5 separate regions of the Homo sapiens genome follow, and regions 1, 2, 3 and 4 are each linked to region 5. The links are chromatin contacts, found by Hi-C or POLR2A ChIA-PET in ENCODE. All regions are on one chromosome and are shown on one strand. Each heading gives the region's core, a stretch centred on a gene start or an enhancer-like site at or near the end of the contact. The rest is flanking DNA. Distances are from core to core; before and after follow the strand shown. Region 1 holds the start of PPT2 (palmitoyl-protein thioesterase 2). Region 2 holds the start of ZBTB9 (zinc finger and BTB domain containing 9). Region 3 holds the start of NEU1 (neuraminidase 1). Region 4 holds the start of EHMT2 (euchromatic histone lysine methyltransferase 2). Region 5 holds the start of PSMB8-AS1 (PSMB8 antisense RNA 1).

The links. A loop is a pair of places that touch in the nucleus more often than their neighbours do. ChIA-PET counts read pairs that join two places held with the same protein, here RNA polymerase II (POLR2A). Pooled maps may share reads with other maps.
Region 1: a loop to region 5 is called in a pooled map, with 5 times the contacts of the local background. The contact joins the promoter of PPT2 here to the promoter of PSMB8-AS1 in region 5. A Hi-C loop is called at or near these places in 2 of 50 pooled maps. POLR2A ChIA-PET finds 5 or more read pairs at or near these places in 4 of 52 experiments (A673, activated CD4-positive, alpha-beta T cell, activated naive CD4-positive, alpha-beta T cell and 1 more).
Region 2: a pooled map shows a loop between it and region 5 (16-fold over the local background). The contact joins the promoter of ZBTB9 here to the promoter of PSMB8-AS1 in region 5. A Hi-C loop is called at or near these places in 6 of 50 pooled maps. POLR2A ChIA-PET finds 5 or more read pairs at or near these places in 2 of 52 experiments (MCF 10A and activated naive CD4-positive, alpha-beta T cell).
Region 3: a loop to region 5 is called in a pooled map, with 17 times the contacts of the local background. The contact joins the promoter of NEU1 here to the promoter of PSMB8-AS1 in region 5. A Hi-C loop is called at or near these places in 1 of 37 single-sample maps with no recorded cell type and 7 of 50 pooled maps. POLR2A ChIA-PET finds 5 or more read pairs at or near these places in 3 of 52 experiments (Panc1, activated T-cell and naive thymus-derived CD4-positive, alpha-beta T cell).
Region 4: a map of naive thymus-derived CD4-positive, alpha-beta T cell shows a loop between it and region 5 (3-fold over the local background). The contact joins the promoter of EHMT2 here to the promoter of PSMB8-AS1 in region 5. A Hi-C loop is called at or near these places in 1 of 168 maps with a recorded cell type or tissue (naive thymus-derived CD4-positive, alpha-beta T cell), 1 of 37 single-sample maps with no recorded cell type and 5 of 50 pooled maps. POLR2A ChIA-PET finds 5 or more read pairs at or near these places in 2 of 52 experiments (GM12878 and activated B cell).

The regions. Positions count from the first base shown.
Region 1 is chr6:32,152,746-32,155,445 of GRCh38, forward strand. PPT2 (palmitoyl-protein thioesterase 2) reads left to right here and starts at 1,396. Exons shown (of 9, transcript NM_005155.7): 1 at 1,396-1,659; 2 at 1,842-2,032; 3 at 2,285-2,438. The coding sequence starts at 1,850. PPT2-EGFL8 (PPT2-EGFL8 readthrough (NMD candidate)) reads left to right here and starts at 1,254. Exons shown (of 16, transcript NR_037861.1): 1 at 1,254-1,659; 2 at 1,842-2,032; 3 at 2,285-2,438. It overlaps LOC100507547 (a long non-coding RNA gene), which reads right to left and starts at 1,620. Exons shown (of 3, transcript NR_037172.1): 1 at 1,544-1,620; 2 at 992-1,091; 3 at 57-427. It also overlaps a transcript of PRRT1 not described here.
Region 2 is chr6:33,453,316-33,456,015 of GRCh38, forward strand. ZBTB9 (zinc finger and BTB domain containing 9) reads left to right here and starts at 1,261. Exons shown (of 2, transcript NM_152735.4): 1 at 1,261-1,460; 2 at 1,715-2,700. The coding sequence starts at 1,786. It overlaps SYNGAP1 (synaptic Ras GTPase activating protein 1), which reads left to right. Exons shown (of 19, transcript NM_006772.3): 19 at 1-374. SYNGAP1-AS1 (SYNGAP1 antisense RNA 1) reads right to left here and starts at 1,090. Exons shown (of 3, transcript NR_174954.1): 1 at 955-1,090.
Region 3 is chr6:31,861,517-31,864,216 of GRCh38, forward strand. It overlaps NEU1 (neuraminidase 1), which reads right to left and starts at 1,305. Exons shown (of 6, transcript NM_000434.4): 1 at 1,102-1,305; 2 at 483-675. The coding sequence starts at 1,260. It overlaps SLC44A4 (solute carrier family 44 member 4), which reads right to left. Exons shown (of 21, transcript NM_025257.3): 21 at 1,676-2,232. The coding sequence ends at 2,111. RefSeq lists enhancers at 1,486-2,111, 2,112-2,700.
Region 4 is chr6:31,896,323-31,899,022 of GRCh38, forward strand. It overlaps EHMT2 (euchromatic histone lysine methyltransferase 2), which reads right to left and starts at 1,376. Exons shown (of 28, transcript NM_006709.5): 1 at 1,314-1,376; 2 at 601-667; 3 at 284-502; 4 at 1-194. The coding sequence starts at 1,355. It also overlaps a transcript of C2 not described here. RefSeq lists enhancers at 519-1,215, 1,299-1,893.
Region 5 is chr6:32,842,836-32,845,535 of GRCh38, forward strand. It overlaps PSMB8-AS1 (PSMB8 antisense RNA 1), which reads left to right and starts at 1,251. Exons shown (of 2, transcript NR_037176.1): 1 at 1,251-1,439; 2 at 2,583-2,700. It overlaps PSMB8 (proteasome 20S subunit beta 8), which reads right to left and starts at 1,212. Exons shown (of 6, transcript NM_148919.4): 1 at 1,015-1,212; 2 at 107-254. The coding sequence starts at 1,161. It overlaps TAP1 (transporter 1, ATP binding cassette subfamily B member), which reads right to left. Exons shown (of 11, transcript NM_000593.6): 11 at 2,374-2,700.

The DNA of each region.
Region 1 (2,700 bases), core at 146-2,645, 690 kb before region 5:
CTCCCACCCACCACCTCCCACCAAGACGCATCTCCAGCTCCTGAGTCGACCTGCAGTACAGCGTTATTAGTCTTTTTATTTGCTTATTGCATCTTGGGAGCGCGTGGGTGGGTGAAGGGAGCGAGGATAGGAAGTCTATGGAGATTTACACCAGTTTTTTTTTTTTTTTAAACAAAAACACAGCCAGATAATTATTATTCTTCCCTTACGTCCCCCCAGCCCCCACCTGGGGCAGTCGCTCTCCCGGCTGCGTCCCTTTTCGTCCATGTCCTAGCAGAGACTACAGAGCAGTACAGAGGCTCTCGCTGAAACCAGTCCCAGGCTCCACAGAGTCAGATCACGGCTTCACACCAGTCGTTCTGGTCACTTAGGCGTTCGCGTGAGCGCTCAACCCCTTACCGCCACCTCATCGTCACTCTACACCATTCTGAGCGCAAAAATGTTTTGATTGAGACAAATTTAGACCAAGCAATGACCTTGTAAACAGAGAGAGGGGCTCAGACATGCTGAGAAATCCTTATCTCTAGAGAAACGTCTTTAAATGCTAAGTAAAAGCCCTAGCAAGTAAAAGCCCTGAGGCACTAGGGTGTCGGTTAGGGGTCACAGGCGGAGAGGTGGGGCGCCTGGGGGTTTCGGTAGGGAGCCACCCACAGATAACTCAGACAGCCAGATTCTGGGGGTCGTTCAGGTTGAAAGACTGGTCGAAATTACGCGGGCATGAGTCAGCGCATCCCTACGCGCCCTCCGCCCCTTGAGGGTGGGTCGCTTATAGGGAGGGGAGTAGAGTAGGGCAGGAGAAACTGGGCCAGGCTGCACTTAGCTCAAGGGGCCTCGAGGACTCTCTGCGTCTCTGGAGACAAGGGCACTACACGCACTTCAGAATGAAGAGTTGTAAGTCGCTGACCTGGGGCGGACTGGAGGGTGGGGTGGGGTGGGTGTTGAGGGGCACGCCCGGGCTGGCATCAGCCCTCCAGGCCACCCTGCCACTCACCCAGCACACGGCAAAATGCAGAGGACTACCTTTCCCTGGTCCGCCCCCTGGCCGCCCCTTGGGGAATGCAAACTTCGTGTTCTGCTGCGGAGCCAGACGCCTGTATTGGGAAGTGGGGAGAATCAAGGCGGGGAAATCGGACTTTTGGGTCGCTGGGGGCAACGAAGCCTGGAGAGGCCTTCTTTCCATTCCCAGAATATGTTTGCTGCTTTTTCCTCTCCCCACTGGCCTAAATGGATCGCTCCGCCTGTTTCCTCCCCAGCACCTAGGGCGCAATGGAATATTCCATTGCCCCTCCTGTCCTGGGTCTGTGTTGCGGGGAACGCTCGCGCGGTTGCCAGAGAAAGCCCCGGACGTGACGGATTTGCGCGACCCCAAGCAGCCCGCCCTTCCCCCTCCCATCCGTCATTCCCCTGCGCTCTCTTTCCTCACCCTTCCCCCCGCCACCGTGGGTTCCAGACTTGGGATAAGTAAACAGCGGGTGGAGCGAGGCCTACGGACCCAGGCCAGGTGGGAGTCTGCACTCTTCAAGGGGCCTGGGCTGCTGCTCACGGGTATTAAAGAACTCCGCGTTGTTCATGGCTGAGGCGATGCATTAGGAAGATCCTGGACCTAGAGAACAAGTCCCCCGAACGCTGAGTTGGAGGCGGGACTTCGGGTGCGCGTTGGTGCGTCAACGTGGTGGGGGGGTGTGTTTGTAGGGAGAGGGCTGGAGTAAGTTAAAAGTAGGCTATTTTGTGACACGGACCTGGTGTGGGAGCGAGAGGAGGTGGCTTGATTGCCGGGCGTCTGTTCCGAGGGAGGAGGGTGTTGCCATCTCCCTCACATGCCCTTATCACCCCTTTCTCAGGCGGGAGCATGCTGGGGCTCTGCGGGCAGCGGCTCCCCGCGGCGTGGGTCCTGCTTCTGTTGCCTTTCCTGCCGCTGCTGCTGCTTGCAGCCCCCGCGCCCCACCGCGCGTCCTACAAGCCGGTCATCGTGGTGCATGGGCTCTTCGACAGCTCGTACAGCTTCCGCCACCTGCTGGAATACATCAATGAGGTCTGGCAGGGGACACCTGGGTGCAGGGCGTTAGAGGCGTCTACTGTGGCAGGGGAGGGAGAGCGGGGAACTGAAAGCCACCCCTCTGGGCCTGCCCAGTTCCTCAGGGAGCTGGTGCTGGCGTGGGGGAGAGTTGGGGGACGGGATCCCTGGTTCTAGCAGGGTACAATAGACCTGTGGACGCGGGCCAGGGGGTGGCGTGTGGGAGCTTCTTAGCCTATCCCCGGTGGCTGCATTGCCCCCTTCCCACAGACACACCCCGGGACTGTGGTGACAGTGCTCGATCTCTTCGATGGGAGAGAGAGCTTGCGACCCCTGTGGGAACAGGTGCAAGGGTTCCGAGAGGCTGTGGTCCCCATCATGGCAAAGGCCCCTCAAGGGGTGCATCTCATCTGCTACTCGCAGGGTAGGCGACTCCCCTGCCCCTAACTCCTAAGCCCTATCTGAGGCTTGATCCTTATCTGAGGGACACTTCCTAGCGTCCCTTTTTCTGAACCACATTGCTCCAGGCACAACCCTGGTACCTGAGCCCTTCCTTTCTGACTTCCCTCAGCACCTGGGTCTCATCTCTGTCTTGAATGGGAGGGAGGCTCCCTACACTGCTGCCCTTTTGCTTCCTGTTACCCATGGTTCTTGGACATAAGGGCTAATGGGGCAGGTAAAAACAT
Region 2 (2,700 bases), core at 11-2,510, 610 kb after region 5:
CCTCAGGCCCTACCCCTGGACCCTCCCCAACCTTCCTTCTCTCTTCTTTGGCTGTTGTAATTATCTGGGGTTTGTACTGTACATATCCGGGGTGTGTGTGTGTGGGCTGGGGGCAACCCTTCTGTACAGAGCTTCCTGGCCCCCTCCCCCCCCGCCCCTCTGCTTCCCTCCCCACCCACCACCTCAAGGGTAGGGAGTTGCTCTTCCTACCTGTTTTATTTTGTTTTCTCGTTCTCCCTCCCCACCCCACTCCCAGCCTTATCTATCCCCCCTCACTGTCCCCTTTTCTCCACTCCCAGCCCCATTTCCTTTTTTTCTGGAGTGTGTGGTGAAACAGAAAAAAACATGTTTAATAAACGGAGATTGTTCTTTTATCGCTGTGCCGACTTTCTTAGGCAGGGCTCTCCAGACCTGTACGGTGGTAAGATCTGCTTTCTGAAAGGAAGCTGACAGCCTGAGAGGAAAACCGTATATCCCCACCTGATGCCACACTCTCCTCATAGAATGTCACTCTCCCCTCCCAATGAGATTTTTTATATTTTAGAGCAGGAGTTTTGCACCGGCCAAACTTCTCCAATCTAACTCTCCCCTCACCACTGTGTCACTTAGTCCGAGGCCAGGAACAGCGGCGTTATCTGATAAAAGAGTTCATGTATATATCCACATTTATCTCTTTTAAAAATTACCTAGAAATAAGGTTTCTTTAATTGCTGGTTAAAATGCTCCCGTGCAGAAAACAGGAAAGAACCTGCCTGGTTCCTTAGCAAATCTGAGTTCCAGTCCCAGGTCCACTACTATTAGCTGAGTGACGCTTCCAGCCCGTTTCCCCCGCCTGGAAACTGAGGACGGCAACCCCCACCCTCGCAGGGCCGGTGGGAAGACACAAAGTGATGTGGGCAAGTGCCAGGCCCACATGGTAAGTACCCAACTAATCTCGCCCCTCTCAGGACCTACCGGGGGCGGGTGCTACACTTAATCACCGGGAAACGCAGCTTTCCGGGGCGGCTGACGGCCCACCCCCTCCGACCGGGCTGTTCTCTCCCGGGCCCTGCCTCTCGGTCCTCTGCAGCGGGGAGGACTTCAGCAGCTCCCCGGGACGCCCGTTGCGAGGACACCCTGGGCCTGTGCCCTCCTACTAGCACCGCCCTCCTCGTCTGCAGTAGCCAATCAACACGAGGCTTGTAGGCTGCCGTTCCTCGATTGGCTACGGCTCTAGCTCCGCCCGCCGCACTTGGCGACGGTGTCCGGCGGGGAGGCGGCGGCTTCCGGTCTGGGACGGAGCTGTAGCGGCACTGTAACTGCGAGGGCAGCGCCGCGTGTGTAACGGCGGGGGCGTGTCGGCGGGAAGGACAATCGGGCCGGGACTCGCGGTGTCCGGGTGACCGCGGCTTCCCGGGAGCAGACCTCTGTGGGCACTGTGAGGCGGAACGGAGCGGCGGGGCAGGAGCTGTTCTGGGCAGGTGAAGGCAGGCTGGTGGCTGAAGGACCTCCTTCTTATCTTCCACAGGGGCTGGAAGTTAAAACCCCTGTTGGTGTTTAGTGGTGGTGGTTGTTGTTGTTGTTTGTTTTTGCTTTCTTGGTGTGCGGGACTGATTTGCAGAAACCGCCACTGACTTAAAAGTTTCCAGTTATTGCTCGTGGGGAGGGGGTTGTTTGAGAAGATGTGGCTCCCTTTATCCAGGGCTTCTGTGACCTCCATCTTTTTCCTCTGCAGCCTTCATCCCGCGTGGAGTCTACCCCCAAGCCCTTCTCCTCTTCCCAATTCTTGTCACCTTCGAGGAGGCCATGGAAACCCCAACACCTTTGCCGCCTGTACCCGCCTCCCCGACCTGCAACCCAGCCCCACGGACAATCCAGATCGAGTTCCCACAGCATAGCTCGTCTCTGCTGGAATCTCTGAACCGCCACAGGCTAGAGGGAAAGTTCTGTGATGTGTCCCTCCTGGTGCAGGGCCGGGAACTTAGGGCTCATAAAGCAGTGTTAGCTGCTGCCTCTCCTTACTTCCATGACAAGCTGCTTCTGGGGGATGCGCCTCGTCTCACTCTACCGAGTGTCATTGAAGCCGATGCCTTCGAGGGGCTGCTCCAGCTCATTTATTCAGGGCGTCTCCGCCTGCCACTGGATGCTCTTCCTGCTCATCTCCTTGTGGCCAGTGGCCTTCAAATGTGGCAGGTAGTAGATCAGTGCTCAGAAATTCTTAGAGAATTAGAAACTTCAGGTGGTGGAATTTCAGCCCGTGGAGGAAACTCCTACCATGCCCTTCTTTCCACTACATCCTCTACAGGAGGCTGGTGCATTCGCTCTTCGCCTTTCCAGACCCCAGTACAGTCCTCTGCTTCTACTGAAAGCCCTGCTTCCACTGAGAGCCCTGTGGGAGGGGAGGGAAGTGAACTGGGAGAAGTGCTGCAAATTCAGGTGGAAGAAGAAGAGGAGGAGGAGGAAGATGATGATGATGAGGACCAGGGGTCAGCCACACTCTCTCAGACTCCTCAGCCCCAGAGAGTATCAGGGGTTTTTCCCCGTCCTCATGGACCCCACCCACTGCCCATGACTGCTACTCCCCGAAAGCTTCCAGAGGGTGAGAGTGCACCACTTGAGCTTCCTGCCCCTCCTGCACTGCCCCCCAAAATCTTCTACATTAAGCAGGAACCCTTCGAGCCTAAGGAGGAGATATCAGGAAGCGGAACTCAGCCTGGAGGA
Region 3 (2,700 bases), core at 55-2,554, 980 kb before region 5:
TTAATTTCCCACCTTCTGCTAGGGACCTCAGGCCTTCCGATGGTCCCAGGGTGCAATCCAACACTTGCACTATCTATACCTCTTGTCCTGTTTTATTTTTCTCCATTGCATTTATCACCTTGCAACAGACAAAAAAGTTTACTTGTTTATTATGCTTGTCTGTCTCCTTCCAGTACAATTTAAATCCTGAGGGCAGAGATTTTTGATCTGTTTTGTTCGTGGCTATATTCATGAAACCTAAAATAGTGCCTGGTATAGGTATATAGTACCCAATAAATGTTTGCTAAGTGAATGTCCAACTCCTTGGTGATCCCAATTTCCAGATCACTGTCCTAGACACTTGCCCTTCTCGGGTTCCCTCTACCCCTCAGGGACTCAGGCAACCAACCCTCTAAGTTCCCCTATCCTCAGGGCCCTTGGGCTCATTGGGCTGCCCACCCATCCAACCTAGCACCGGCTCTTTCACCCAGACATCTTTATACCCTGGTCCATGGACCTCCGCAGGGCGATGAACTTGGCCCCCTCATCGGATGAGGACATTTTCCTCGCCTCAGCAAAGGCGAGAAGAGTGCCCCGCGGAGTGGCTGTGATGAGCGGGATGCGGAAGGTGTCCACTGAGCCGATCTGTCTCCCGCTCACCCACAGCAGTTGCTCCATGGTCACCAGCGGCTGCACCTGTCATGGGAGGAGGAAGGGTCAACAAAGACAAACTTGTCTTGGGGGTTTTAGGAACCCACGTTCCGATGGGAGAGGGAGGATCTAATGGGGATCCCGAGTAGGGGATGGGGTCCCAGAACAAGAAAGAGGAACACGAAGGGGAGTTTGGAGCGAAGCTGGAGGCTCGGAGCAGGGGAGGGTCTACGAAAGGAGAAGGCGCCTTCAGGGAGGGAAGGGGACCCCAAAAGAGGAAGGGGCTCGAATGAGGAGAAGGACGGGGACCCGGAGAGGGAGAGGGGCTGGGAGCGGTAGGAGGAAACGGGGTCTGGGAGAAAGAAAAGGGTCCTGTCGCGGAAAGTCGGCTCAGCCGCCCGCGTTCCGGGGGACACTAGGTGTCGATCACCTGCGCGGGTCGGGGATGGGGCTATGCAAAGGGTGACTCACCAGACCGAAGTCGTTCTCAGCCTTGGACCAGGAGGCTGCCAGAGACAGCAGCAGGAAGATCGCGGCAAACACCCAAACCCTACAGCCTCCCCAGAAGCCCAGAATCCGCGGCCCCCAGCGTCTGTCCGGGAGCGCCGTGCTGGGTCGCTCCCCAGTCATCTCTCCCCGCAGCTGCCGCGACCCTGGCAGCTAGACTCCACAGAGTCGGGAGTCAGCTGACCCGGACCCTTTAAAGCGCAGATGTCACCCTTAAGCCCGCCCCGGTCTGGAGGCCCCGCCGCGCTTCCCGGACTCTAATTGGTCTTCAAGTAGCTCATCTCCTCCCACGTGATCACGCAGCATCTCGAAGCTTGCCCTTCCGATTGGCCCTCTTGGAGGCCCTCTTGGAGGCCCGGAGCGCGTGACCCGAACGGGAAGCGGACTGGCTGGGGTGAAGAAGGGACTGGCACCATCCTTATTGGGCTTTTTGATTGGCCGCGGCACCAGGACACGTCACAGGGGCGGGGCCGATTTTAAAGAGCCGGGCGCGGAAAAAAAAAGGCCGCCTGTCGTCGTGGAGAGAATGAGTCACAGATTTACTGAGTTAACAAAATATCTTTAATAAAATCTTTTTGTTTGTTTGTTTTGTTTTGGAGACAGAGTCTGTCACCCAGGTTGGAGTGCAGTGGCGCGATCTCGGCTCACTGCAACCTCTGCCTCCCGGGTTCAAGCGATTCTCCTGCCTCAGCCTCCCGAGTAGCTGGGATGACAGGTGCATGCCACCACTCTCGGCTAATTTTTGTATTTTTAATAGAGACGGAGGTTTCACCATGTTGGCCAGGCTGGTCTCGAACTCCTGACTCAGGTGATCCGCCCGCCTCAGCCTCTCAAAGTGTTGGATTACAGGCGTGAGCCACGGCGCCTGGCCTAAAACCTTTTTTTACCACAAAATGGAGACCTGTAAGGCGAAGTGAGGTTGGATGGCTGGACGGTGGGGGTGGGGTGCAGTCCTGGATCAGGGCCGGAGCTGTCACTTCTTCCTCTTCTTGTTGTCCGGGGGCGCCTCGTTCTTCTTGCCCAGAATCTTTAGAAGGCTCTTGGACATGTAGTAGGGCCGGTCCAGGGAGCCGTTGTTCCGCTCCAGGTCTTCCACTGAGCCGCAACAGAGACCGGTTAGAGCGGACCCTGGGGCCAGGAAATCGGGGACTGGGAGGCAAGCTGCCTGCGGGATTTGGAATCCAAGCTGCACCACCACCCTTACCCCCGGGCAGGTTATGTAATCTCAGTTTCCTCCTGTGAAGTGGGGTCGGGAATATTATGTTGCATAGAGCGATGATAAGAATTAGCGGAAAAAATGCATGTCAGTCGCTTAGGAGGAGACTGGCAAACCCTGAATGGATGCATGCTGTAGAGTAAGAAAATCCCCTGCCGCTACAGCCACCTGCTGGGAAGTCTCTCTAATGGCTCTTTTTTTTTTTTAATCTTTTTTCTTTGTTTTGAGACGGAGTCTTGCTGTCGCCCAAGCTGAAGTGCAGTAGCGCAATCTCGGCTCGCTGCAACCTCCGCCTCCTGAGTTCAAGCGATTCTCCTGCTTCAGCCTCCCAAGTGGCTGGGATTACA
Region 4 (2,700 bases), core at 126-2,625, 950 kb before region 5:
TGGGCTCGTGGTGGCTGGAGGGGGTTCAGACCCTGCTGCTGCAGCTCCCTGGGCTCCTGGCATACTCAGTAGCCTCATAGCCAAACTCTGGACAGATGGAGGTGATTTTCCCGCCCCTGTCATTGACATCTTGGCCCGGCTAGGACAGGAACCCCCCTTGCTGGGGGAAGAGGGGAATGACTTTGTGGCATGGCCTAGAAAACAGGCAAGCAAAAGGCAAGATAAGAAAGAAGGCAAGAGTCAGAAATTTCCCACCAACCCCCCAGGCTACCCAGCCTCTCACCCAGCAGGATCCGGCCCCCACGGAGGTCCCCATCTCCCTCAAGATTCTCAGATTCATCCCCAATGAGTGGTGTAGCCCCTACAGGGGTGTCAGCCCCCTCATCACCAACAGTGACAGTGACAGAGGCTGGAGATGAGGGGCCAGCAGGCTCCAGGGAGTCGGGGGTGGCCTTGGGCAGGGTTTCTTCACTACGAGGGGTGTCCCCCAAAGAGCCATGAACTGTAGAGGAAGAGAAAAAGTTCAGAGCTAAGGGCTCAGGAGATCCTGTGTTTAGGGAAGGTGACGGTCCAATTGGGGCCCGTTTTAGCTGCACTCACCTCTCTCGGTGGCTCCTCTGGTTTCCTTCTCCAGCAGCAGCGCCCCCATCTCAGCGGGGGCCTCCCCCTGGGAGGGGAGACAAGGGACAGGAGGGCTGGTCAGCCCAGTAGAGAGTTGGGGGGTCCAGGATGCCTGGGCCCTGGGAAGAGAGAGTAGGCTCCGGGGCCTACCTCTTCCTCTGTGGGGCCCCCCCCTTCCGCGGCCTCGGCTGCCCGGAGGGGCCGCACGACCCCTCCCCCGGGCCCGCATCAACCCCCTCCCTCTCGGTAGACCCCGCATCTCTGGGGCCGAGAGAAGAGGAGGGGGAGGGGGCGGGGCCTCCGCGCCCCGGCCCCGCCCCCTCCTCCCGGCTGCACGCGCCGCTCCCCCTTTGTCCCCCAGGCCGCGGGGACCCCGGGCACCAACCCCTCCAGCACCCGCTGCCCCCCAGCCCGGTGGACGGCCCCTCGTGCCCCTCACGCGTGCTCCTGGGGCCCCGGCGCCCGTCGCCCACTCAGGGGCAGCCGGCGGCTGCACGCGCGCCTCCGTGCCCACTCCCCCCACCTCCCACACCCTGGTCCCCTCATCCGCCCCCGGTGCTGGCCCCCTGGATTGCTGCAAGTCCCGCCCGGGCCCCCCGGCCCCGTTGCACCCCCGGAGCATTGCACGGGCGCGCGCTTCCCCCGGGCGCGCGCGCGGGCATGCACCCGCCTCTCCCCCTCCCCTTCCGCACCTCGGCGGCCGCCGCCGCTGCAGCTCCCGCCGCCGCCGCCATCGCCGCTTGCGCTGGGGGCCGAGCCGGCGCGCGGCCGCCCCGGGTCACGTGGGCGAGGGAGGGAGGGCGAGGAGGAGCCTTAAAGGAGCCGCTACATGCTTTTTGGCCATTTTCCCCTGAGAGCGGCCTCGGAGATGGCTGTGACTGTCCTAAGCTGGGAGCTGCAAGGGAGAATTCCTGTCATTCCTGGCCTCAGTTCTGCAGGGACCGAGGGCGAGACACGCCTGGGCCCAGGTGTGGCGTCTCTGTCCCCATCTGGTTTTAGGTAACAAGCGGAGCTTCTGAACTTCTCGGCTCTCGGCAGCGGCTGTATTTCCTCTGGCCTGGTTGGGCTTTTCCCGCCTCTGGTTGCTTTTCTGCCTTTCTAGTTTTTGGGTTACCAGATAGAAGGCTTGGCCTCAGTTTTGGCCTCGCCTTTTTGCTCTTTCTAACGAGCACGAAGGGGCGATAGGGACGCGGAGGACACCTTTATTCTTGGCTGGTTCTAGCATGCTGCTTCATGTCCCCTGGAGCAGCGTGCCCTTCTGAAAACCTGTGGCTAAATGTCTCTTCTGTTTATATCAGGCGTGTTACACCTTCACACGCACTAGGGATCCAGGTAAGCCCAGCGGCCCGAACGTCATTACTGACTGGTGACACTGCAGTAAGTAAACCTTTTTTGCCGAACACTTCATAAGCACAGTCAGGTACTCCGTGGGTCATAGCCCAGCGGACAATTTAAGTATAAATGATATACACCAAGATAGACAATCTCGATAGCTGTATTTAGGGTACCATCCCTTTAGGTATTACGTTTTGGTCGAGTTTGGAAAAGATCTGTATGATTTCACACGCAGTATTTGACACAGGCAGGTGGGGCACCTGAGGCCAATTAAAGGCCTTCTGGGAACTGTAGTTCTCTTTGGTTAACTATTCCAGAGCTTTCTGGGAATTGTAGTTTTCCCTGCACCTTAATCCAAACTTAGCTTTTTTTTTTTTTTTTTAGCTTTCCTGAAGACATGACCTATTTACCCCAGACAAAATATGACCAAACAGACTCCTGCTTACAATTTCCGTGGGCAGGTTGGCCACCTGTAGCTCATCCCTAGCACTGATCCTAAGTCCCTCAAATAGAGTTCATGTGCATCCCCACGACTGCCAATCACTTGTACTGTGAGGTACCTGGCTAAGTGTTGAGATTGCAGAACTGGTGGAGGGCTGGGGGTGGGGACTTGGGGGAGTCCCTGACCAGAGGAGCTCACTTGTCACACTCCTCTCCCATGTTTAGGGCTGGGCTCCTTCAGGCAAGGGATATGCAGAGTTGTGACCTCTAGGTATTAAGAACGCAGCATCACAGGGAGAGGCT
Region 5 (2,700 bases), core at 1-2,500:
GTGTGTCCTAAATCAATATCCACTTCCACTTTGTTGCAGAGTTGGCCTCCTGTGGAAAGGAGAGCCCAGCTCCCCAGATTCTGCCTGCTGGAGCGTATACACTCACTAATGTAGGACCCAGCTGAGGCCCGAGAATCCACTGCTGCAATCACTCCATGCTGGAACTTGAAGGCGAGCGTGGTGGTGCCATGGGCCATCTCAATCTGAACGTTCCTTTCTCCGTCCCCACCCAGGGACTGGAAGAATTCTGTGGGCTGATAAGAGAAAAGAGGTTGAGAAAGGCAATGAAAAATTCTGTAGTAAGAGGCTCCAGGAAAAGGTTTTAGGGAGTATGAGGGTGAGGAGATATGCAGAAATGATCTAACCATCAATAAATGAAACAGTTAATAACCAATCTCTAGAAGGAAATGGCTTGGGAGAAGGAAAAGAAGAGGCATGCCAGTATCAACCTTTTCCATTTTCCAGCACAACAGAAATGAAAGCAAGCACATGTTACCATTACTAAAAAATTTTGAGAGTGACTTAAAGGGTTTCTTCCATGCATAAAGCATTCAACCCTCACAAAACACGTTTAGTAACAGTATCCTCACTTTACAGAAGAGGGGCTTGGGACCTAGACTAAGTGACTTGTTCTAAGTCGCGCAACAGTGAGTTGCTGAGAGGAGGCCAGCAGGCAAATTTCATAGGTTTCCCAAGACACCACACACCTCCTATATCATGTGATAACCCCATGAAAAAGGCTCCACCATTTGTGTGTGGACAAGGGCAGGAAAGTTCTCTTGTCTTCCTTTGGGAGCCCCCACCTCACCTGTAACTCTTTGTCCTAACTTGCACTTCCTCCTCTCAGGCCCCATCCCCATGTGGCCTCTTCTTTGGGTCTGGCGCTCTCCGGGACTGAAGGCTACCCCCGACCCTGTACCCCGCGCTCCCGCTCTCGCCTCCTCCTCTCAGGCGACCCTCCACTCCTCAGCGCCCGCCTCCCTGCATCCCTAGGGGCTTCCCTACTGCCCCGACCTGCATTCCCCGGGGTAAAGCGAGCTCTGGAGATCGCATAGAGAAACTGTAGTGTCCTGGGTCCGAGCGACGCCCGCTTCCCGCAACCGGGAGAGCCGATTCCGGCCGCTGCCCTCGGGGGGCTCCGCATACATCTAGTAGCGCCATGACCGCCCAGCACCCAGAGATCTGTCCGCTCTCGGAGGAGGAAGTGAAAGCGAAAGCCACAGATCGAAGGGGAGGGAACAAGACTCTTTTCCACATCCCCCTGCCTTTTCCGAGAAAAGGACAGTTAGTGCCTGGACCAGGACCATCACACTGGGGACCGGCTTCTCTGCTCTCCCGTTATGGGGGTCGGGGGAATGATGGGTCAAGGGTCTTCCGAAGAAAGCGAGAAAGGAACAGGCGCCTTCAAAAGCCCACTTGGCGATGGGTTACAGTAAGAGGTACCTCCAGGCCCGGGCATCCGCTGGAAACAGGGGTGGGTAGGGTCGTGTCATCTAAAGGCGCAGCTTCAACCAGAAGACTAGAAGTCAGCCAGGAGCTGGGAGTAGTGTCACGCGGGGTGGGGGTTCCTATGAGCATCACTTTACAAAACCAGGAGGGACGGAAGTGCGAGGGGGCAGAGTCTTGGAAACAGGTCCTGGGCCAACTGCAACAGAATATACCCGCCGCGTGTAGGGGAAGGCGGCGCCAGGGAGAGGGCGCAGTCTCTGAATCTTTCCACGGGGTCCATCCTAGGGCCCCTCCAGGTTCAACGGTCTCCTAACCTGTAGTCACCCACAAGAGCGTGCCCTTTCTGCCCGCCCTTCCTAGCGTTGCTCCCTGCTTGGCTGAGCACTGCGGAGTTTCACGCCTCTAAACCCCGCCTCTTCTTGCAACCTGTGTTGGCCTCATCTACCCAGCAACTGTCGACGTCACACGACCTGGGCCTCCCTGAATGGGAGATATTTACTAGGCAATCCCGCCTACTGTTCTGAGGTTTCCCCTCCAGGTGCAGCTTCAGAGCCAGGCGAGCCAGGAAGGACCAGCGGGCGAGGTGGTGAGTTGTGAGGCGCGCCCAGTCCCTCTGTTCCCGCCTGGCACTTGCTCTGGCCGCGCCCGCCCCATCTGCCACTTCGGAGAGGCCACGGCTCTGAGCTGCGGCCGCTAGTGCCCTGATGGGCCCTGTGGCTGGGGTCTTGCACATTCTTGGGGGTGGGCCTAAGGGGATAGGGGAAGTGGAAGGGGCCTCATAGGAATTAAAAAGCTTAAGGGAAAAGGTGATGCAGTTAGGGGGTAAAACATTGAGGATGATAAAAGAGGAGACATCCGCAGCTGAAAAGTGCGCTGCAAAAGGCAGTGGGCCGTTTGGTGTGCCGGAAACATAAGAAACCACAGTACAAAACACCAATTTTATTATAAATATCAAGAACCTACAGGGTGTTTATGGGCCAGCATATGCCTTCAGTTATGTTGAAAATAGCTGATCATCTTTCCGTACATTCTGAACATTTCTCAGTTTCAGAGTGCTGGCCACACCAAAGCATCAGCCCTGGCTCTAAACTCCGTTACAGTAAGGAATTACAAATCCTGTGTTTGTACTCCAGGAAGTCTGCATTATCACGAGGAGCTTGGAAAGGAGGTAACACACTCAAGGCAAATTTCAAGTAACTCATCCTGGAGGCAGCTGCCTACTCTGCAGCTGTGGTTCTCCACCACAGAGAG